Linked DNA regions of Homo sapiens: region 1 is linked to region 2. Evidence: read pairs that join two places in POLR2A ChIA-PET (ENCODE). Cell type or tissue: Caco-2. All regions are shown on one strand. Links, peaks and the distances in the headings refer to the core of each region. The heading gives the core; the rest is flanking DNA. Region 1 overlaps ANGEL2 (angel homolog 2). Region 2 holds the start of VASH2 (vasohibin 2).

Region 1 (12,229 bases), core at 4,444-6,943, 57 kb after region 2:
TTTCCCAGTGCATGTAAGTTGCGTTTATACTATACTGTAGTTTACTAAGTGTGCAATAGCATTATGCCTAAGAAAATACATACCTTAATTTAAAAATACTTCATTGTTAAAATATCCTAACAATCATCTCAGCCTTCAGTGAGTCATCATCTTTTTACAGGTGGAGGATCTTGCCTAGATATTAATGACTGCTGGCTGATCAGGGTGATGGTTGCTTAAAGTGGGGGTTGGCTGTGGCAATTTCTTAAAATAAGACAACAATGAAATTTGCTGCAGCCATTGATGCTTCCTTTCATAAAAGATTTTTCTGTAGCATCTGATGCTATTTGACAGCACTTTATCCACGGAACTTTTTTTCAAAATTGGAAACCCTTCCAATGTTTTATCAATTAAATTTATGTAACATTTAAAATCCTTTGTTGTAATTTCAGCAATGTTCACAGCATCTTCACCAGGAATAGAATGCATCTCAAGAAAATACTCTGCTCATCTATAAGAAGCAACTCCTCATCTATTTAAGTTTTATCATGAGATTGAAACAATTCAGTTAATTCTTCAGGCTCCACTTCTAGTTCTCTTGCTATTTCCACCACATCTACAGTTACTTCCTCCCCTGAAGTCTTGAACCCCTCAAAGTCATCCATGAGGGCTGGAATCAACTTCTACCAAACTCTTTTTAATGGTGATATTTTGACCTCCTCCCATGAATCACGAATGTTCTGAATAGCATTTAGGATGCTGAATCCTTTGCAGGTTTGCAATTTACTTTCCCCAGATCCATCAGAGAAATCACTTCTATGGCAGCTATAGCCTATGAAATGTATTTCTTAAATAAGGAGACCTGTAGGTACAAAATTACTCCTTGATTCCATAGGCTGCAGAATGGATGCCGTGTTAGCAGGGATGAAAAAACATTCATTTCCTTGTACATCTTCATCAGAGCTCTTGGGTGACCAGGTGCCTTGTGAACGAACAGTAATCTTTGGAAAGGAATCTGTTTTTCTGAATAGTGGTCTCAGCAGTGTGCTTAAAATATTCTATGCCATAAACAGATGCACTGTCATCCCCAAGCTTTGTTTTTCCACTGACATAGCACAGGTAGAGTGGATTTAGCATAATTTTTAAGTGCCCTAGGATTTTCAGAATGGTCAATGAATGCTGACTTTAACTTAAAGTAACAAGCTATATTAGCTCCTAACAAAAGAGTCAGCCTGTCCTTTGAAACCAGGCACTGACTTCTTCTTTCTAGTTATGAAGTCCTAGATGGCATCTTCTTGCAATATAAAGTGGTTTCATCCACATTAAAAATTGTTGGCCAGGTGCGGTGGCTCATGCCTGTAATCCCAACACTTTGAGGGGCTGAGGCAGGAGGATTGCTCAAGCCCAGGAGTTCGAGACCAGCCTGGGCAACATGGTGAAACGCCACCTCTACCAAAAAATATTAAAAAATTAGCCCGGCGTGGAGGCATGCACCTGTAATCCCACCTACTTGGGAAGCTGAAGCAGAATCGCTGGAACCCAGGAGGCAGAGGTAGCAGTGAACCGAGATCGTGTCACTGCAGTCCAGCCTGGGCAACAGCGCGAGATCCTGTCTCAAAAAAAAAAAAAAAAAAATCTATTATTTAGTGTAGCCACCTTCATCAATGATCTTAGCTAGATCTTCTGGATAACCTACTGCAGCTTCTACATCAGCAGCACTTGCTGCTTTACCTGTACTTTTATGTTATGGAGATGGCTTCATTCTTTAAACCTCATAAATTAACCTCTGTTAACTTCCAACTTCTCTTCTGCAGCTTCCTCATCTCTCAGCCTTCAAAAAATTGAAGAGACTTAATGCATTCCTCTGGATTAGGCTTTGACTCAAGGGAATCCTGTGGCTGGTTTGATCTTCTATCCAGACCACTCAAGCTTTCTCCATATTAGCAATAAGGCTGTTTTGCTTTCTTATTATGCCTTCATACACTGGAGTAGCACTTCTAACTTCCTTCAAGAACTTTTCCTTGCATTCACAACTTTGCTGTTTGGTGCAAGAGGCCTAGCTTTTGGCCTCTCTCAGCTTTCAAAATGCCTTCCTTGCTAAGCTTAATCATTTCTAGCTTTTGATTCAAAGTGAGACATGTGAGTCTTCCTTCTACTTGAACACTTAGAGAGCGCTGCAGGGCTATTACTTGGCCTAGTTTCAATATGGTTGTGCTTCAGGGAATATAGAGGCCCAAGTAGGGGGAGAGAGATGATTAGTGGAGCAGTCAGAACACATTTATCGATTAAGTTCTCATTTTATATGGGTACAGTTCATAACACCCCAAAACCATTACAATAGTAATATCGAAGATCACTAATCTTGGATCAACATAACAGATGTTAATAATAATGAAAATGCTTGAGTAATGCAAGAGTTACCAAAAGGTGACAGAGACAGGAATTGAGCACATGCTGTTGGAAAAATGGCAATGATAGAGCTGCTTAAGGTAGAGTTGCTATGAAACTTCAATTTTGTAAAATGCAGTATGTTTGAAGCTCGATAAAGCAAAGCACAATAAAATGAAGTATACCTGTACTAAGAGAGATTAACTCTTACAAAATTTTAAACTTATTGGCTGGGCATGGTGGCTCACGCCTGTAATCCCAGCACTTTGGGAGGCCGAGGTGAACCTGCAGGTCACCTAAGGTTGGGAGTTAGAGACCATCCTGGCTAACACTGTGAAACCCCATCTCTACTAAAAATACAAAAAATTAGCCGGGCTTGGTGGTGCAAGCCTGTAGTCCCAGCTACTCGGGAGGCTGAGGCAGAATTGCTTGAACCTGGGAGACAGAGGATGCAGTGAGCCGAGATCCCACCATTGCACTCCAGCCTGGCGAAAGAGCAAGACTCCATCTCAAAAAAAAAAATAAATAATTTTAAACTATTACTCAAAACTCCAGTGTTGGAGAGCTTATTTTGGTAAATATACTGAAGATGAAATGATCTAAAGTAAGGAGAGGAAAGCACAATAAAAATAATCACGAGATAAATTGTGCTAAGCTAAAGAAAATATTTATTATTCTACAACGGAAACTTGTATAATAAATGTTAAATTACTATTTTGCCCACAACCAGCATTCAAAATTCTATCCTGCCACCTTGTGTTACTTATCGGTGAAGTATCCATGTCTGTCAATACTTTTTTTTTTTTTGCTGCCTGTTAATTCCTCCAAGCAGTATGTTGCCACAGATAGATGAAAAAGATATAAATCAACCAAGTGAAAATAATTACTTACTAGAAGAAGCTGGGCACAGTGGCTCACGCCTGTAATCCCAGCACTTTGGGAGGCCGAAGCAGGTGGATCACGACGTAAGGAGTTCGAGACCAGCCTGGTCAACAAGCTGAAACCCCGTCTCTACTAAAAATACAAAAATTAGCCAGGTGTGGTGGCACACACCTGTAACCCCAGCCACTCGGGAGGCTGAGGCAGGAGAATCACTTGAACCCGGGAGGTGGAGCTTGCAGTGAGCTGAGATCATGACACTGCACTCCAGCCTGGGCGACAGAGTGAGACTGTCTCAAAAAAAAAAAAAAAAAAAAAAAAAAAGTCATGGAAAATCATAGTTTGATAAAGTGAGGGTACTGGATCATCCAAGGTTTTCAAATAGCCATGTAATGACTATCTTCACATTATCATGAGCAGAGCAACTATGTCCACTCCCTAATAACAATGAAGAAAGCACTTACCTTTCCTATGGGAAGTCCTTCATAATTCAATTTTCCTTCCTTTATGAAACTATATAGTGGAGAACCAGGAACAGAATTAAAGTCACCACACATAACAATAGGGCAGAAGCTGCCATCTTTCTGGTGGGCAACACTGGAAATCTCTGCCAGTAGCATTGCCAATTGCGTCAGCTTAATATCACCTCGCCTTGGATTATACAACAGATGCGTATTTGCTACGCAGATTGCAGGGCAGGCAGCATATGGAATTTTGGGCTGTAAGAGTAAAACTAATCCAACATTGTCTCTGTCCAACAGAGAAATATCAGGGCGGAAGAATTCCACTGGGTTCACTGACAAGAGTGAAAATTTGGAATGTTTGAAGCAAATAGCACAGCCATCAGGTTTCCTTCCTGTCCGCATCTTATATTCACAGTGATAACCTACAAGAAACAAATGAATTTAAAACAAATGACTGCTTTTATATATTTATCAAAACACAGCTCACCTGATACTTCTGAACAATGTTTACCAAACTGTATTCTGCAAAACATTAGTAATGTAGGATGTCAATAAACATTGGAATAAAAAACGTTTGACACTGGGTCTAACAGGCCTCTTTATGCGCAGACTTCAGCCCTTGATATGCTAATGTGTATTATCAGTCTCCCGTTGCCATCCTAGTAAAACTTAGTCATGGCAATAGTAAAGCTTTATAATAATCTATTCTCTCACTCTCTCCACCCTATATTCCTGATCTTTTTGCCTGTAACTCCTTCCCCCTCACTTCATTCCAATCTCACTGGCCTCCTCACTTGCCTTAACACACTCCAACCTCAGGGCCTTTCCCTTGCTATTTCTGTTGCCTAGAATGTTCTAGGCATCGCTTATTCCTTCACCTCCTTCAAATATTTGTTCAAATGTCACCTCGTCTGATCATTTTGTTTAAAACTGAAACCTCTCCTATTCCACTTTCCTGCTTTTCTCCAGAAAACTATCATTACTTAATATGCTATTTACTTATTTATTTGGTTAGCCTTTCTCCACCAGAAGGTACACTCCACACAAGGGAGAAATTTTTTTAATCTTTTTTGCCCAATGCTATATCCTCATTCCCTAGAACAGTGCACGGTATATAGTAGGCACTCAAAAAAAAATTGCTAATGAAGGCCAGGCGTGGTGGCTCACGCCTATAATCCCAGCACTTTGGGAGGCCAAGGCAGGCGGATCACGAGGTCAGGAGATCAAGGCCATCCTGGCTAATACGGTGAAACCCCGTCTCTACTAAAAAAAATTCAAAAAATTAGCTGGGCATAGTGACGGACGCCTGTAGTCCCAGCTACTAGGGAGCCTGAGGCAGGAGAATGGCGTGAACCTGGGAGGTGGAGCTTGCAGTGAGCCGAGATTGCACCACTACACTCCAGCCTGGGCAAGAGAGAGACTCTGTCGCAAAAAAAAAAAAAAAAAAAAATTGCTGAATGAATGAATGCAAAGTAAGCACACTTCTCAAGTATATGGGACCACAGATAACTTGTTTCTAGGAGTGTTTATTTATCAAACAGGTTTTTGGCATCTATCCATTAGGTAGACACTGGCAGGCACTGGTATTATAATGATGAACGAGACAAAATGGTCTCCTGGAGCTCAGAAGCTTATAGGTCTACAGGTGGACAGAACAACTCCTAGGAAAGGGAGCTACTAAGATATTCTTACACATCTTTCTGTTTGAATTAAAATTATACACCAACACAAAAGTTTCCAGTGAGTACCTCAATCTTTTCCTCTTTGAAATTAAGTTTTTAAAATTAAGATTTTTAGCCAAAATATGCCACACATCTTTGTCAGCAAGTTATACTTTAATGACACATGAATTTTCAAAAGTAAATTTGGCTAAAAGTTACATTGCCTTGTCTCTATAAAAAAAATTAAATAATTGGCCGGGCATGGTGGCACACATCTCTAGTCCCAGCTACTCAGGAAGCCGAAATGAGAGGATTACTTGAGCCCAGTAGGTTGAGGCTGTAGTGAGCCATGATTGTGCCACTGCACTCCAGTTGGGCGACAGAGTGAGACCCTGTCTCAAAAAAGAAAAAAAAAAAAAAAAAGTTGCATTGTACCCAGTGATTCCAAACTTGGCCTGATCTCTGCTCCATAATGATCTTCTTGAACTTCTTGCAAACAAAGTACCTTGGAAGAAAAAAATAGCTTGAATTAGAACACAGAGATGCAATCATGAATTTCCTGGTGCTTTTATCTTAAAATATCTAAAAGCAGGCTTCTAAAATTCCACACCTGATAAGAATTGAAATAAAAGACTTACCTGTTTTTCTTGTTATAGATCTACCAAATTAATGTTTCCGAATTTTGATCAATCTCAAAACTCTGGCCCTCAATCACATGGAGCTCCCTTAGTACTCAAAATTATTATTTCCAAAAGGAAATATTCTTAGCTTACATGTCAGGATATTTTTCCGGGTTTTACATGTTCATTGGTACTATCTTTCAGGTCTTAAGAGGCAGATTTCTTTGAATGCTATCAGGTAGGTGACATTTTTGCATGAATTACTGAAATTTCAAATCAAAGTTAATATTTACTGAATACTTAATATGTTGCCAGTTTCTGTCTCAAAACTGACCCATACTTAAAAACTTTTTGGACCCTCTTTGAAAAGTTAGATGATTATTCATACCAGCAACCACTAACAAATGCCTCTCTGAAAGTTATACCTTATTAAGACTTATTCCATCATTATTCTTAAACATATTCCTTTCTTACCCCACAAACAAAATGGATAAAACCATTTAGTTCATAAATGCACAAATGAAACATTTAACCCAACTTTTTCTTTCTTTCTTTTTTTTTTTTTTTGAGGCAGAGTTTTGCTCTTGTTGCCCAGGCTGGATTGCAATGGTGCAATCTCAGCTCACTGCAACATCGACCTCCCAGGTTCAAGTGATTCTCCTGCCTCAGCCTCCTGAGTAGCTGGGATTACAGGCATGAGCCACCACGCCCGGCTAATTTTGTATGTTTTAGTAGAGACGGGGTTTCTCCATGTTGGTCAGGCTGGTCTCAAACTACCGACCTCAGGTGATCCACCTGCCTCAGCCTCCCAAAGTGCTGGGATTACAAGCATGAGCCAGTGTGCCCGGCCCCAACTTTTTCTTATGTGAAGAATTTCAATAATATTTTGCACTTACGTCTGCATCAAAATGTTTAATTTCTTTCAGAATATTGGGAAACCTAAAACTCCAGTGTAATACTGGCCGCCGGCAATGTCTATAAAGGTGAGAGTTATCTTCCAGTAAATCTTGTGAAAGTATATTATAGGACATCACTGAAAAGTCAAACTTGTTCTCACTGTCTTCACATTTGGGATCAACATTTTTGTCTCCTAGGATCTTCGTTTTTTCTTTATCATGGCTACATATATATTCCCAATTCCGCTTTATCACACCTGTTAAAATATATTGCACAAATATAAGGAATTAATCAAAAGCAGACCATACAGTTTCCCACATATATGTATTTTTCAGCCTCTTAAAAATTCCCATAAGCAATGAATAGAATGTTTTTCCCTAGGAAGTGGCAATATAGCACTGAATAATTAGAACTGTTATCAAATTGGTTACAAATGCGGTAACACAATATACTGACCAACAGGTTTAAAACAGGTTTAAAAGAATCTTGCAAGTCATTCTGGAGGCTGAGAGTATGTGTTAACAAAGCTAAGACTATACAGAGGTTGTGGTTTCTCACTTCTCTACAGTTAAGAAGTGGCTCTGCCACAGATGTGATTGGCAGTTTTATAACTATAACAACAAATTTGTATGTCAAAGTTGGCTTTTCAATAAGATGATTTTACACTGTATTTTATTCCCTATTAGTGGGATAAGATCGTCAAATGATTAACCAAGTTCCAGAAGCAACCCTTAGTTCAGAATTCTAGTTTATACATGAAAGAAGTGTATATAATGGCAATATATGGAAGAAGTTTTAGTGTTTAAAACACTGAAGTGGAACATGCAAACAAAATAACAAAAGAAATCTTTTAAATGTACAACAAAGGAAAAGTTAAATATGACATAGCTACAGAATGCTAGTAAATGATGGCTAACCAACAAACCTAGCATGCAACAACCAGGCGTGTGTTCATATTCTGCAAACACATCATGCATTCTGCAAAAGTGATGAAAAGAATAAAAAAACACAAGACTTTGCAATCATAGGCAGTCCCTGACTTAGAAATAACCGTGTGTGTGATGTGTGTGTGTGTATTCACCTTTGATCTTGTCTCCTACATCCTATCATTAAAGAGCATGCTCTTACTGCCATGGAAACCATGAAGAGAAACACGGAATTTTTGGAGAATTTATGAGTTCAAAAGAGAAAACAAAAAAATGGGAAGAACATGGGAAAACAGATTTGGAAATGGACTTCTAAGTATGATTAAATTATATAAAAAATTTCAGCCCCTAGAATATCTCCCTCTATCCTGCAAAGGTTTTCACTTCACTGGAATACAATGCCTGGAATTCCACCAATCAAAAATTAAATTGAAGTTAAAATATCCTATACACTTATATAGAGGGTGAAATAAAGACTAAAAGGAAACACACCCATATTTTTAAGAGTAGTTATCTCTGAGTGTTAGGACTGTGAAATATTTTTGCAAATCTTCTGCACAATACATTTACAATCAAAATATCAATATGCTATTTAAAAATGCCAATGAAGTAATCATTTTAAAGTATGATTAGGCCAGGCACAGTGCCTCATGCCTGTAATCCCAGCACTTTGGGAGGCTGAGGCGGGTGGATCACCTGAGGTCAGGAGTTCGAGACCAGCCTGGCCAACATGGCGAAACCCTGTCTCTACTAAAAATACAAAAATTAGTCGGGTGTGGTGGCATGCACCTGTAATCCCAGCTACTCAGGAGGCTGAAGCCAGAGAATCGCTGTAACCCGGGAAGCAGAGGTTGCAGTGAGCCGAGATCGCGCCATTGCACTCCAGCCTGGGCAACAAGAGTGAGACTCCAACTCAAAAAAAAAAAAAAAAAAGATGGAAAGAAACAAAACCAAACTAAACAAAAGTCTTCAACTATGAAGAATTTTGCCTAGAGCCTATCCTATGCCCAGGAAAGGAAACTATCCTCTTCCCTATCATTCACTGAAGATAGGAATCCTACCCCCAATGGCTCAGAACTAAGGCCAATTGTACTGGCTCTGCAGAGCCATTCAGATTTATAACAAAATTTCTATAGGGAAAACAGAACTGATTGGCCGGGCGTGGTGGCTCACACCTGTAATCCCAGCACTTTGGGAGGCCAAGGCGGGTGGATCACAAGGTCAGGAGACCAAGACCATCCTGGCTAACACCGTGAAACCCCGTCTCTACTAAAAAATACAAAAATTTAGCCGGGCGTGGTGGCGGGCACCTGCAGTCCCAGCTACTCGGGAGGCTGAGACAGGAGAATGGCGTGAACCTGGGAGGTGGAGCTTGCAGTAAGCTGAGATTGCGCCATTGCACTCCAGCCTGGGCAACAGAGTGAGCCTTCGTCTCAAAAAAAAAAAAAAAAAGAACTGATCATGTGTAGAACACAATTCATTCATAAACTGGAGACTGTCTATGATGGTTTTAGCCAAATCAAAGTCTTCTTATGTATACAAGATGGAAAGGGTTCCAGTCATGCAAACAATATATAAGCTATCATCACAGATGGAGCACTACCCTGGTTTCACTGCCATATTAAAATATGAAAATTAAGGTCTAAAAACCTTATTCATATTTCCTTATAAAACATGTACATGTAATGGCATATAAATGCATTAAGATTTTTATTGTCCTGGTCATTAAAGTTTATAAACAACTCTTTTTGCAATTCCATTTTTTAAACAACCAGGACCATTAGTTTATCTGGTTACTACAGTGGCTTTCAAACTTCTACAACTTGTAGAACCCTTCTGTGTTACTTTTCATGCCATGGAACACCAATCCCTGGCATGCTGGGACTGGGGCTGGGATGATGGGGTGAACACATATTTTATACTGACCACATTTGCTTTTAATAAACTTACAGAAATGTGTTCAAATATGAGGGTTCCATGGAAGACAATTTGAAAACCACTGATAAGAGTGGATAGTCTCTGGCCTTCATATGCTTCACAACATAAATTCACACTACAAAAGCTTATATACCTTCCATATCAGGAGGAACAAGGTGATCACAGCAGAGAAGACAGATGAATCAAAGAAAGTAAGCAATAGGCCTGATCAGGTTTTTAGGGTGCCTAATTACAAAGTCATAATTGTATCACACAAATCCTTCAAATACCACTTTAAAGTGATAGGCAAGTTAGCAATGCTGTTTTCTTGATTGAAAAGTATTAGTGAAATATCGGAAGTCACAAATATGGCTTAACGAAGAGCATTTTCCTTATTCACAACACCTAGGAAGAATGGACATATAGAAAGTCAGGTTGTAATCAAGCTTTATCAGTAGGTAAATGTAATTCCCCATCCATTAAGGGAAAACAACACCATAATTTTCTGAGTACCTACTATGAAGCCAACAGTGTGTTAGGCACTTTGACATACAGTATCTCATTTCATTCAACAGACTTTCAAGTAGGCATTATTTTACACGAAAAAATCAAGGAGCAAAGAGGTTAAGTAAGCTGTCCAAGTTCATATAATTAGTGGTGGGGCAGAAAAGAAAGCAGGGAGTGGTTCCTAAATCAATGCTTATGTAGCTATGCCACAGCTCCATCTGAAAGCATCCCAGATTTCTAAGAGGCTAAACAAGAGGAGTGTGCTGACCTGATGGACAAATTTTTATGAGTGAAAAGCAATCTGGTATCATCATACTGCCCTATATTTATAGATCTTAGGATTGTTCTTAGAAACCTAATTTTAATGCCTCTAAATACACCTTTCATTCATTCAAATATTTCTTGTTTATCTCCCTATGCTGTGGTTAAGTACTATACACAAACAGATTTTCACTTTTGGACAGTTAAGAATTTCTACAAGTGTTTTTTTCTGACTAGGTCCTTTGTAACTGTGTAGCAATAAGTTACACATTTATTTGAATATTAGCTTAGCAAAGTTGATTGGGACCCAGCTGAAGCCTGTAGACTACTTTCTGATAACAAAACCAGAGGGAACCTGAAGAGCACTAATTCTAGCTTTGATTTCCAGATGAGACTCACCTTGAATGCCTTCCTTTGACAAACTTACATGTCAGCTCCCTAAACATTAACACCCACACATCCTTCTCTCAAGTTATCTTCAGAGGAATTATCTTCACTGAAAATTATGGTTCAATAAGAAAGACAATTCCAAATTCTACCTAGACACCTCACTTATACTTTCAGGAGATGGGGTTGTGATGGGGGCAAGACTGGCAGCACAGAGGGAGTCTAGTGAATTGTTCAGAGTAGAAAGAATATGAAAAAATAGAAGTAAATTAACACATTTTAAAAAACTGTTTCTCAAAGTGGAATAAGATGTGGTTCCCTTTCTTAAAGATAATACTTCGGGCAAACTCTCAAGATTTTATCTATGGACCCAATTTGAGATATACAGATGTAATAAATGAAAATCTTATCCTATAAGACCATGTCTTCCATTTATGATTGCTTCTATTTATGAGTCCTTTCGTCTTCCATAAAAATGTTAGCTTAAAAATGAAAACACTAAATTTTTTTTAGATCTGTAGACTTCTAAGCATATAGCCATCAATTTCTAAGAAGTCTAAGGGCCTTTGTTTCAAAAACATTGGATTTAAAAATTATCCTTAAATAAAACTTACTTTTGTAATCTATTTCTCCTTTCTTTGCCAATCTTATTCTATCTGTAGACTCATTTCTATTTTTATAGTCAGAAATACACAATTAGTTGAAGATAAAAATAAAGACTTCATTTAAGGAAGAATTCATTTTTTTCTAACATAAAACTACTGGCTAAAAGTCAACACCAAACACCTCTAAAACCTTAGGAGGTTTAAAGGATTAGATATGAAAGTTTCAATTTAGTCTATCACTTGTATCTATTTCTACACCAAGATAAATGTCACCTTTACCTTGGTGTTTTCTTCGTTTTGATGAAGGCTCATCTCCCTCAGCGTTCATGACGTAACTAGAGAGATGAATCAAAGATGTCTGGCTCAGGTTGTCAGGTCTCCAGTTACAGTACTGGAACTGAGTTCTAGACTCAAACAAACAGGGTGGTCTCCAATTTAGTGAAAAATGCCTACTACTGAAGTATGGGTAAGGAGCTCGAGAGTAATGTCCAGGCCACCTCATACAACTAGAAATATGTCTGTTCCAGCAACACCTTTGCAGATTCTCCCACGGTGTAGTCCAGTCTCTGCCCAGACTCCTCGAGTGATGGGGAAACATGGGGTATCTAAAAGAAATAAATACACTCCTTGAGGCACCACTTTTTGTTCAGCTATAGTTTACAAAATCTAAGCCTGTTTCCTCAAGGGAAGGTAATGTCTAATATTTAAAATCTGGCTGCTAAATCTGTGAAGGATGAA
Region 2 (12,229 bases), core at 6,019-8,518:
TTTCCAGGCACCTAAGGACGTTATCAGCCTGGCACTATTTAAACATAATTTTTCAGCTTGGGTTTTCCTGAACTATCCAGATAGTATAAGTTAACTGCAAGGCCAGATAATATAGTTACAAACTCTTGAAGGAAACTTTTTTATTATTATGCTTTTTTTCTATTCAGAGCTGAGGCTGAAATGGACAAGTTATTTTTGTGGTTTTCCTTTGCTGGCTGGACTTTGGGCCAACTGTTTAACCTTTTCCAGTTTCAGTTTAAAACTTACAGCATAGATTTCTTGTGAGCATTAAATGACATAATGCAAGTGAGGTGCTTAGATTGTGCTTGACATAAAGTACTTGATAAGTGTTACTTTTTGTTTTGCTCTTTTTGTGGCAAGAACTAGATCCAAACCAATTAGAAATGGTACAAAACAGGCCAGGCATGGTGGCTCACTTCTGTAATCTCAGCACTTTGGGAGGCTGAGGCCAGTGGATCTCTCAAGCCCGAGTTTGAGACCAGCTTGCGTAACATGGTGAAACCCCGTGATATGGCTTGGATTTGTGTCCCTGCCCAAATCTCATGTCGCACTGTAATCCCCAATGTTGGAGGAGGGGCCTAGTGGGAGGTGATTGGGTCATGGGGGTGAATTTTCCCCTTGCTATTCTAGTGATAATGAGTTCTCATGAGATCTGGTTGTTTAGAAGTGTGTAGCACCTTTCCCTTTGCTCTCTTCCTCCTGCTCCAGACAAGTAGGATGTGCCTGCTTCCCCTTCACCTTCCACCATGATTATAAGTTTCTTGAGGCCTCCCCAGCCATGCTTCCTGTACAGTCCGTGGAAACATGAGCCAATTAAATTTATTTTCTTTATAAATTACCTAGTCTCAGGCAGTTCTTTTTTTGTTTGTTTTTGTTGTTGTTTTGTGATGGAGTCTTGCTCTGTTGCCCAGGCCGGAGTGCAGTGGCACGATCTCAGCTCACTGCAATCTCTGCCTCCCGAGTTCAAGTGATTCTCCTGCCTCAGCCTCCTGAGTAGCTGGGATTACAGGTGCGTTCCGCCATGCCCGGCTAATTTTTGTATTTTTAGTAGACACAGGCTTTCACCATGTTGGTTAGGCTGGTCTCGAATTCCTGACATCGTGATCCACCCACCTTGGCCTCCCAAAGTGCTGGGATTACAGGCATGAGCCACCGCGCCCAGCCTGGCAGTTCTTTATAGCAATGTGAGAATGGACGAATACATCCTGTCTCTACAAAAAAAATAAAAAGAAAAAATAGCTGAATGTAGTGATGTGCACCTGTGGTCCCAGCTACTCAAGATACTGTGGTGGGAGGATCACCTGAGCCCAGGAAGTCACGGCTGCAGTGAGCTGAGATTGCGCCACTGCACTCCAGCCTGTGCCTATGAATAGGTGACAATATATGTGATTCAGATACTACCATGGAATATATGCAAAATATCCTTTAGGGAAGTGAGAGATGAAGAAGCTATTTGATTTTTCTGAGACCTCCAGGAAAGACGCTTAAGTTCCTCATTTGGCATTCTCTTCTGTGGTCCTAGAACACAGCAGGATTGCTAAATCTCATGATTTACAGAATATTAGTGTTGATATTTAGTGAAAAAGTCAGTTCACTAGTTCAGTGCAGTGGTAACATCCCTCATCAGGATGATCATAGGCCCCGAACACATGGGCTGAACTTTCATCAGCCCCATGTGGGTATCAGCCTCATATGGGGTGTATTAGTTTGCTAGGGCCACTAAAACAAAGTGCCACAAACTGTCTGGGCACGGTGGCTTATGCCTGTAATCCCAGCACTTTGGGAGGCTGAGGAGGGTGGTTCACCTCATGTCAGGAGTTCGAGACCAGCCTGGCCAATGTGGTGAAACCCCATGTCTACTAAAAATACAAAAATTAGCAGGGCGTGATGGTGGGTGCCTGTAATCCCAGTTAATTGGGAGGTTGAGGCAGGAGAATCACTTGAACCCAGGAGACGGAGGTTGCAGTAAGCTGAGATTGCACCACTGCACCTCCAGCCTGGGCGACAGAGCGAAACTCTGTCTCAAAACAAACAAACAAAAAAACAAAGTGCCACAAACTGAGTGGCTTAAACAGAAATTTATCATCCCACACTTCTGGAGGCTGGAAGTCTGAGAGCAAGGTATTGGCAAGGCCAGGATCCCTCTGAGGGTGCAGGAAAGGGTCTGTTCCAGGCCTCTCTCCTGGATTCTGGTAGTTCCTTGGCTTGTGGCAGCAACACTCCTATCTTCACATGGTGTTCTCTCTGTGCACATGTCTGTCTCTGCATCCAAGTTTCCCTTTTATAAGGATATCAGTCTTACTACTCTGGTATGACCTCATCTTAACTAATTATGTTTGCAAAGACTCTATTTTTGAATAAGGTTACATTGTGAAGTGCTAGGGGTTGGAACTTCAACATACGAACATACGAATTTGGGGATGGGGACACACAATTCAACCCATAACTGGGTAGATCTTCCTCTGTGCTGTCAATAGAGGCAGAAACAAATTCTTCCTGTTCCTGTGTGCCACTGCCCGCCTACTCCTATGCCTCTCAGCTTTTTCTTTTCCCCTCCACACACCCATGGCTTGTTTGAAATATACATCCCTTTCCCTGGGCAGCTGCAGTAATTTCTCAGTCTTGACTCCCAGGCAGTGAAATGTGCTGGGAACAGATGTCTCCAAATCTGTTTGTGTCACTGTCTCAGATTCAGATGAAAGCCCAACTTACATGTACCAGGAATTTAGCATGTGTTTTTACATACCTTACCTCTCTGTCCTCACAATATCCCTCTAGAGTAGTATCATACCGTCTTCATGAGGAAATTAAGGCTCATAGATGCTGAGTAACTTACCCAAAATTTTACCATTAATAACTAGTAGAGCTAGAAATATGAACCATCAGGGTAGGATTTTGTCTTATTTCTCATCATGATAGCAGCTGGCATTTGAATAATGAGATATTATCTAAGTCCAGTTCTTCTCATTCCAAACTTTTCCACTACGCTTCCCTGCTATACCGGTAGTTATGCCAACAAATACAAGTGGCCTTTCTCTCAGAGGTTGAGCATCCAGCCACCATGTCCTTGCTCAAACTGCAAATTGGTCTTGTCCAATTTGCAGTGTGTATATGTGGCTGTGTCAGTCTTACTAACTACCAGAACATTCAAAATCCTTAATCTAACTTGCCTGGGTTCACTGGAGTGTCATATAACACAAAATACACAAGGAAATGGAGAACAAAGTTGGCCGGCCCATGCAGCCTAGTTCAACTGTCAAATGAGAAGGAATTCTGAATAAGACAGCCCTTCTGCCTGACAATGCCCTTGCTGAGACAGCACAATTCACTTCAGAAGCTTCCTTACCAGCTCTTTGGAGAAGTAGCAAAATCTCCTAACTATACTCATGTGCCATGCCACTTGGTTCTCCACTCCATCCCACTGCTGGGGAAGAGAAGAAAAGATAATTGGAATATTGGAGATGAACAGCAAAAGCTCTTCTCCTCAACTGTCAGGGAGTCCTGAGGTGCCTGGAGGCAGGAAGATGAACTGATAACCCTCTCAGGTCCCCGGGACTTTAATTCAGGTAAAGCAGGATGCAGGCTCTGGCTTAACAGGGTAATCGTAGGAGCTCGGACTTGACCTGAGTGGGGACACTGGGAAGTGATTCCAAGGAAGGTGACCCTTGCCAGACATTCTTCGATATTCACCAACTGGTCTGTTCACCTGAGCTTTGAGAGCTCAGTTTTCTCCAGAGGGACTGTCAGGTCAAATCCTCATTCTCTGCATACAGGTCCTCATCCTGAAATTCTAGTCTCCTGGACTTGAAACTCCCGGGAAATGTGGAGAAAAGGGTGGATTTGAGAGGTGAATGCAAAAAGAAGGGAAGAAGAATGTTCAAGATGAGAAAATAGATCACTCTCTGAGACATGTTTTCTTTTAATCAGGAAATGAAAACTGAGGCAATTATAGGTTGAGGGGATAATTTTCTTTCACTTCTTGCTTTTTTTTCCAGGTGTTCTTCTTGCAGTCAAATGAGTCAGACAATTTCATGAATTGGCCCATTTCCTTTGTCTCTATGAACCTAAGGTATTATTCTCATTATTTATTTTTGTTTTACTTTTAGAAATGGAGTTTCACTCTGTCAACCAGGCTGGAGTGCAGTGGTGTGATTATAGCCCACTATAATCTTGAACTCCTAGGCTCAAGCAATCCTCTCATCTCAGCCTTTAAAAAAATTTTAATTTTAATTTCAATAGTTTTTGGGGTACACATCGTTTTTGGTTACATGGATAAGTTCTTCAGTGATGATTTCTGGGAATTTAGTGCACCTATCATCTGAGCAGTGTGTATTGTACCCAATATGTAGCCCTTTTTTTGTTGTTTTTGTTTTGTTTTTGAGACAGAGTCTCACTCCATCACCCAGGCTGGAGTGCAGTGGTGCAATCTCAGCTCACTGCAACCTCCGCCTCCTGGGTTCAAGTGATTCTCATGCCTCAGCCTCCTGAGTAGCTGGGATTACAGGTGCTGTGCCACCATGCCCAGCTAATTTTTGTATTTTTAGTAGAGATGGGGTTTCATCATGTTGGCCAGGCTGGTCTCGAACTCCTGACCTCAGGGGATCTACCCGCCTCAGCCTCCCAAAGTGCTGGGATTACAGGCATGAGCCACCCCACCAGGCCCAATATATAGTCTTTTATCCCTCACACTCATCCTCCCCTTCCCGGCCCACCACTGAGTTCCCAAAGTCCATTATATCATTCTTTACATCCTCATAGCTTAGCTCCCACTTATAAATAAAAATATATGATTTTTGGATTTCCATTCCTGAGTTACTTCACTTAGAATAATGGCCTCTAGCTTCATCCAAGTTGCTGCAAAAGACATTATTTCATTCCTTTTTATGACTGAGTAGTATTCCATGGTGTATATATACCACATTTTCTTTCTTTCTTTTTTTTTTTTTTTTGAGACAGAGTCTTGCTCTGTTGCCCAGGCTGGAGTGCAGTGGCGCCATCTCAGCTCACTGCAAGCTCCGCCTCCCAGGTTCACGCCATTCTCCTGCCTCAGCCTCCCGAGTGGCTGGGACTACAGGCGCCCACCACCATGCCCGGCTAATTTTGTGTATTTTTAGTAGAGACGGGGTTTCATCATGTTAGTCAGGATGGTCTCGGATCTCCTGACCTCGCGATCCGCCTGCCTGGGCCTCCCAAAGTGCTGGGATTACAGACATGAGCCACCACGCCCGGCCTATATACTACATTTTCTTTATCCACTCATTAGTTAATGGGCGCTTAGGTTGGTCCCATATTTTTGCAATTGCAAATTGTGCTGCTATAAACATGCATGTGCACGTGTCTTTTTCATATAATGACTTCTTTTCCTTTGGGTGGATACCCTGCCATGGGAATGATGCATCGAATGGTAGCTTTAGCTCTACTTCTAGTTCCTTAAGGAATCTTGCTGTTTTCTATAGTGGTTGTACTAGTTTACATTCTCACCAGCAGTTTTATGCATGTTCCCTTTTTGCCACATCCACATCAAAATCTATTATTTTTTGACTTTTATGACAATTCTCGCAAGAGTAAGATGGTATCTTATGGTGGTTTAATTTGTATGTCTCTGATAATTAGTGATGTTGAACATTTTTTCATATGTTTGTTGACTGTATATCCTCTTTTGAAAATTGTCTATTCATGTCCTTTGCCAATTTTTTGATGGGATTGGTTTTATCTGGCTGATCTGTTTGGGTTCCTTGTAGATTCTGGATACTGGTCCTTTGTCAGATGCACAGTTTGTGAATATTTGCTCGCACTCTGTGGATTGTCGGTTTACTCCGCTGATTATTTCTTTTGCTGTGCAGACCCTTTTTAGTTTAATTAGGTCTCATTTATTTATTTTCATTTTTGTTACATTTGCTTTTGAGGTCTTAGTCATGATTTCTTTGCCTGAGCTAATGTCTAGAAGTGTTTTTCTCATGTTATCTTCTAGAATTTTTATGGTTTCAGGTCTTAGACTTAAGTCTTTGATCCATCTGGAGTTGATTTTTGTGTAAGGTGAGAGACGAGGATCCAGTTTCATTCTACATGTCCACTTCAGCCTTTTGAGTAGCTGGGACTACAGGTGTGTGCCACCACATCTGGCTAATTTCAAAATATTTATTTAGTAGAGACAAGGTCTCGCTATGTTGGTCCAGTCTCTAATTCCTGGCCTCAAGTAATCCTTCCTCCTCTTTCTCCCAAAGTGCTGGGTTTAAAGGTGTGAGGCACCACGTCTGCCCTATTCTCATTATTGAATCTATAAAGTTCTTGGCATGGGCTCTGTCTCAGGGAGCAGTGCAGGGCTAAGTCCAGAATCCAGGTCTCCTCACCCAAGCCCTGGCTCTCAACTACCCCTCAGGGGTCTCTGCCCTCCTGTGGAAGAGAAGTTCCAGTTCCATGACAGGCAACTTGTCAGGATAAGCATCCAGAAACTGACCCGCCATCAGTGGCACTTTGACAACTGTCTTCTTAATTCAAGGTTCACTTAGCATAGGTCTCATAACTGCTTTGCTCAGAGCTGGCCTGCTGGCCTGCAGTTTAAAGAGAAAGGATGCTATGGCCAGGATCCTCAGTGTCACAAGAGAGGAAGTCAGGGAATCACAGAACCTTACAGCCAGAACAGACCCTGGAGAGCGGGAGGTCTGCTCTCCTTTCAGAAAGAGAAGCTAAGGCCCAGAGCAGGGAAGTGGCTTGTCCAGGGTCACACAGCTGAGCAAAGTGACAAACCTGGACCAGGAGCCAGCCTTCAGGTCAGCAGTCTGGTGCTCTTCCCACCTCAACCTGCTCTCCTCTTTCTTAAAGAAAAAGAAAGAGAAGGTGTTTCAGTAGTGAGTGTGGGATAGCCACCCACTTCACCATGGTTTGGAAGCATCTCTCCATCCCTCCTCTCACTCAACAGCTGTGGCAGAACAGTCAGGGCCTGCCTGACCTCTTGAGTTTTATTGTCTCCTCTCAACTTGGGCTTAAAGGGACTTTATTAACCATGACTAATACCAGAGGATCCAAAGCTGCACCCACTTGTTAATTTTGAGGAATTTTTAAATGCGGGATTTAAAAAAGATTTAATTTCACGCATAGGTATGAACAGCCCCTCATCATCCCAGGTAGAGGATGAACAACTCATCATCCCGGGTAGAGGCAGGTAAGTGTGTCCAGCGTCCCTCAGGGAATGCTCTTCTGATGCCAAACCCTCTGCTTCCGCGGGGTCACTTCTCGGGTGGTTTTGTTTCTCCTCTGCTTCCACAGTTGCAAACCCTCGAAGTGCCACGACCCCTGGGGAAACTCGATCTTAAGTCCCATGGCCAAACGCTCCAGCCCGCGGGGCTCTCAGGACACCACAGCGATCGGATTTCGCGTGGCCGCCAGGCTCCCCCTACTCCTGTCCCCTCCCGCCAGAGAACCCCTGGAGCCAATCAGAGCGTCGCGGAGCCCGGGGTTGTAGAGTCCCGAGCCCGGGACCCGCCCCTCTTTGTTGCGGTGGCCAATAGACGCATTCGGAACATCGGCGGCTGCCCGGGTGACTTGGTTATATGTCACAGAATAACATTCGAGAATGGGACATGGAATGAGGCGACGGCCCCAGCAAGCCCCAGCAGCCCCAGCCCCAGCCCCAGGCCCAGCAGCAGCAGCAGCAGCCCCTGCTCTCCCGCCGCCCGGAGAGGCTCTGCAGCCATGAAGCCAACCGTCCCGAGGTAGGATCTTGGAGCTGCCGCGCGCCCTTCCTGCGCGCCGCCCGCCTGCAGCCAGTCCCTCCCGGTGATAGGCGCTGGAACTCGGGGAAAAGGGGGCGGATGGAGCTCTTTCCACTAGATCCCCGCCGGGGTCCGGGAGGGCTTCCTGGAAGAAAGCGGGCCGCCTTGCAAGCCAAGGCTGCTGCAGCGCCCTCGCGCCAGCTCTGGGCGCTCACATGCCAGCACGTTCGTGGCTCCCCTCCTCTCTTGGCCACATCTGAGGACCCAGGAATGTGTGGAGCCTTGCGGGAACCTCCTGTTCCTTCATGCTACACAAGCTGTCTTTCTTCTCCCCACATCTTGCGCTCCGCATCCCCCAAGCTCCTTGTGCCCCTCCATCCCCAACCCCCCGGGTTTAGGTGTGTGTGAAGCTTCGTGGCACATTTTGAGCTGCCTTTCTAGGTAATCGCAGGGCTGGAAGCCCGTCATCGATTCTCAGGGAGGCTGTCAGCGTGCAGGGGGGAGCGGGGAGTGTCGTGGAGACACTCCGGGACCCCTCACTCGGTTCCGCTGTGCGTCCACTTAGCTGTGGTGTCAGCTGTGTCTCCGCTGATTTCAGGCACCGCCGGTAAGCAGGGAGCCTCCGCGGAGCTCCCGCCGCCGCTCCCCCTTGGTGAGTCCTGCCGCAGCGAGAGGCATGGAGAAGGCCGCCCCCGCGGGGCGCTGATCCCCTCGCCGCGCCCGCGCGCACACGCCCCCCGCCGCCGCCGCCGCTGCCGCCGCCGCGCGCCCCCAGTACCTCGCTCCCCGCCCAGGCCCCACCATGACCGGCTCCGCGGCCGACACTCACCGCTGCCCCCACCCCAAAGGCGCCAAAGGCACCCGGTCCCGGAGCAGCCACGCGCGGCCCGTGAGCCTCGCCACCAGCGGGGGCTCAGAGGAGGAGGACAAAGACGGCGGGGTGCTGTTCCACGTCAACAAGAGCGGCTTCCCCATCGACAGCCACACCTGGGAGCGCATGTGGATGCACGTGGCCAAGGTGCACCCTAAGGGGGGAGAAATGGTGGGCGCCATCAGGAACGCCGCCTTCTTGGCAAAGGTCAGTGGCTTCCAGGGCGGAGTTGGGGGGCTGGGGGTAGGTAGGCAGCGATGGGACCGTTTCAGCCTATACATAGCAAACACAGGCAATCTCCATTTTCCTAGTCCTGCTACAAACTCCCTTCCTCTCCCCATTCCTTCCTGCCAGCCCTTTTCTAATTGAGATATTTAGATTGGAAGCCTAAGAAATGGGGAAGGGAGAGGTAGCGGGCTTGCTATCCTGGGACTGTGTAATTGGATTGTGCCAAGGTGTCTTTGAAGCTCCAGCCAAACTCTATTATTTACTCACCCCCACATACATCCTCCTTCAGCAAAAGCTAGAGCCACCAGGTACCAGCGATGCCAAAGAATGCACAGACCCCAGGGATCCCACCCTGCTTGTTCTCTTTGGAGTGTCTTGCTCCTCCTCTGCTCCCCTCTTCCCCCAGCAAATGATTTATTAAGCTGTGAATGAATTTGAAATCAACCAGTCAGACTTCTCAGTGTGAATAATTTCCAGACTTTTTGCCAGTTTTTTTTCTTTTCTTTCTGGTTTTTTTGTGTGTGTGTGTGTGACAGTGACTTTCACCTCTGAAACTTGCAAAACGGTGAACTCTCTCTCTCTCTTCCCAGCTTATTTGTGCTCCAAGAAAAAAGAAAGACTTTTGGCTGAGACTTAAAAGGGACTTTCCAGTACACATGATGAATTAGTCTCACTGGATAGAAAAAGAGGATGAGGAGTGAAACTCTCTTTTTGCCTTGGAGAGAAGCCAGTGAGCCATTTGGGTTTGGTGGCTAAGGATATCTTTACCGAGGGAGGGAGATGTACCCTGGTGGGAGTAGATACGTTATATGAAACATCAAAATGCAAACTGGGGAGAAATGCTGCCGAGCCTCGGGGTTATAGCGTGGCGGATGGTTTCCCCTGGACCCTGGGGACGCTGGTACGGCTGAGAAGATTCCTGGGCAGGTCTAGGAATGCCAGACTTGAGACCCGGAAGGCCATCTGGTTGATTCCCCAGCCTGGTGACAGCTGAGCATCTGAGCCTGCAGGCCAGAAAGCTGTGTGTGTCCTTGGAGAAGTGACAGAGCCTCTAAACTTCCTGCTGCAGTCAGTTACAGTGTTCTATTACTCTGCTGGTCAAGGAGATCTTCATTGTGCCCAACTAGAATCTTGCCTGCTTTAGTGTCAACCATAATTACCCTTGCTGAGTTCTTGAATATGAGAACAACCTTTGTTCCTGGTTTGCAGTTCTGACTTGAGAATTTTTCCTCCAGTGAGGAGCCGAGAGCCCTTAAACTTGGAAGAAAAGTGACCACAAGGAAAAAAACGCCTGTTCCTACTGTCCCATGCTGCCTTTCTTAGTAGCACCCGTACCAACCCTGCCTCTAATTGTGCTTTTATCCTTCCTCCAACCATGTATGCGGGTGCGCGGGGGGGGGTGCATTCTCTATGTGGGAATCATGGAATTTTGCTGTTTGTAGAGACCAGTCTCCCACCTCTCAACAGAATCCCCTCCTCTTTCTGAAGACCTCTTGGGAATGGGGAGCTTGCTGCTTCCCAGGGCAGCTGATCTTAGGCCTGGCCAGAGTCGATTGTTAGGAAGCTCTTAGACCAACCATAAATCCTCCTCGCAGCACCCTCCCACCCGCAAATCACATTTCATCACTGATTGTTGTGTTCCTCTTGCCTTTTGAATCAGGGCAGAGCATTGTCAACTTCCTTTGCTACTCACAGCACCCTTGAATGTTATGAGAGAGTGCTCTTAGGATGGAAGGGACTTGGAGTAAAAATCAAGGAACTGAATCCTAGTCTTGGTTGTATGACATCTAGCCTTGTGCCTCACTTAAGTGAGGTCATTCACTTAAAATCTCTGTCCTTAGTTTTCTCATCTATAAAATGGGAATAGACCAGACTTTGTAAGTTCTTTCCAGCTCTAAAATCTCATGATGTTATGACCCGTGAGTCTCCAGGTCACTAATGCTGATCTGTGTGATGCTAGAGGTCTGCTAGACTATGAGCCCTCAGGACTGTGACTTTTTCTATCATTCTGCTTCTGCTTCTTCCTTTGGCCTTCTTTGTCCACAGATAGCTCCTTTTGCCCTTTTTCTTTTCTTTTTTCTTATTTTGGAGACAAGGCCTTCCTCTGTCACCCAGGCTGGAGTGCAGTGTGTGATCATGGCTCACGGCAGCCTCAACCTCCCAGGCTCAAGCAATCCTCCCACCTCAGCCTCCTGAGTGTAGCTGGGACTACAGACACGTACCACCCAACCTGGCTAACTTAAAAAAAAATTTTGTAGAGACAAGCTCTCACCGTGTTGCCCAGACTGGTCTCAAACTTCTAGGCTCGAGCGATTCTCCCTCACTGGCTTCCCAAAGTGGTGGGATTACAGGTGTGAGCCACCGCATCTGGCCTTTTGCCCTTTCTTATATGTCATAGCTCCCAGACCAACTCACCCTCCTCCTTCTGAGACAATTCCTAGTTTGTCAGTAGTCATTTGCAAGCACATATGAAACACAGGCTTCTAAATCATGTCTGAGCAGTTTAGAACACAGACTGCTACTTCCTGAGACCTGTACCTGATTTTTCCATTATTGTAGCTGAATGCTGTGTTCTTAAGAAAGTGTTACCTTTTCTTTTGAGATGGAGTCTTGCTCTGTCACCCAGGCTGGAGTGCAGTGGTGCGATCTCGGTTCACTGCAACCTCCACCTCCCGGGTTCAAGCAATTCTCCTGCCTCAGCCTCCTGAGTAGCTGGGATTACAGGCACATGTCACCATGCCCAGCTATTTTTTGTATTTTTAGTAAGATGGAGTTTCACCATATTGGTCAGGCTGGTCTCGAACTCATGACCTCATGATCTGCCCACCTCGGCCTCCCAAAGTACCGGGATTACAAGTGTGAGCCACTGCGCCCAGCTGGTCTTCCCTTTTTTACACAGTGGCCACATCATATTGTACTTTTCATAGTAACTAGAAGGTTACGCGAAAACTGCTTCCAAGCCAGGAATCCCCAGCCCAAATGTGGACAGTCAGCTTTTTGGCCCTAAATATAAAGAACTTAACATTTCTCTCACATTGCATCTTAATGGTTGGTTCTCTATCCCCAGTCCTATCATGGTATCTCCCCTGGTCCTGACATTCCCCAAGCCCTGACCCCTGCCTAGGCCTTAACATGGGAAGAGCCTCAAAAGCTCCCTTTTCCAGGGGCCACTCCTCTCGGATTAGAGGGTTGTTTCTGTGCTCAGCATGGCAGACTCTTTCCTCTGGGGTCAAGTCCTTTTCTCCATCAACCAAATCAATATCTTACTGAGGAATTTGTACAGAAGAAGGGTGGTAGGGTGGCGGCGGTGGTAAAAGCTTGGCAGGCTTCAGGGGGATTAACCATTTTTGGCCATTGAATGTAGACTAAGAAGCAAAAGAAGTAGATGGGGGAGGTT

The links. Peaks named below come from ENCODE experiments on the same cell type or tissue, not always from the same donor. Only the 100,000 strongest peaks of a DNase experiment are listed, where the experiment ranks them.
Region 1: POLR2A ChIA-PET joins it to region 2 with 7 read pairs; 6 of 35 experiments call an interaction of 5 or more read pairs at or near these places.

The regions. Positions count from the first base shown.
Region 1 is chr1:213,001,323-213,013,551 of GRCh38, forward strand. ANGEL2 (angel homolog 2) reads right to left here. Exons shown (of 9, transcript NM_144567.5): 2 at 11,771-12,096; 3 at 6,888-7,144; 4 at 5,807-5,876; 5 at 3,711-4,132. Among named protein-coding and RNA genes, the nearest start is that of ANGEL2, 8.4 kb to the right of the region's middle. In Caco-2, for the core only: no CTCF peak of the experiment used is centred there; no DNase peak of the experiment used is centred there.
Region 2 is chr1:212,943,008-212,955,236 of GRCh38, forward strand. It overlaps VASH2 (vasohibin 2), which reads left to right and starts at 7,534. Exons shown (of 8, transcript NM_001301056.2): 1 at 7,534-7,733; 2 at 8,332-8,811. The coding sequence starts at 8,536. RefSeq lists enhancers at 7,520-7,669, 8,190-8,239. In Caco-2, for the core only: no CTCF peak of the experiment used is centred there; a DNase peak (open chromatin) is centred at 7,504; H3K4me3 peaks cover 1,606 bases.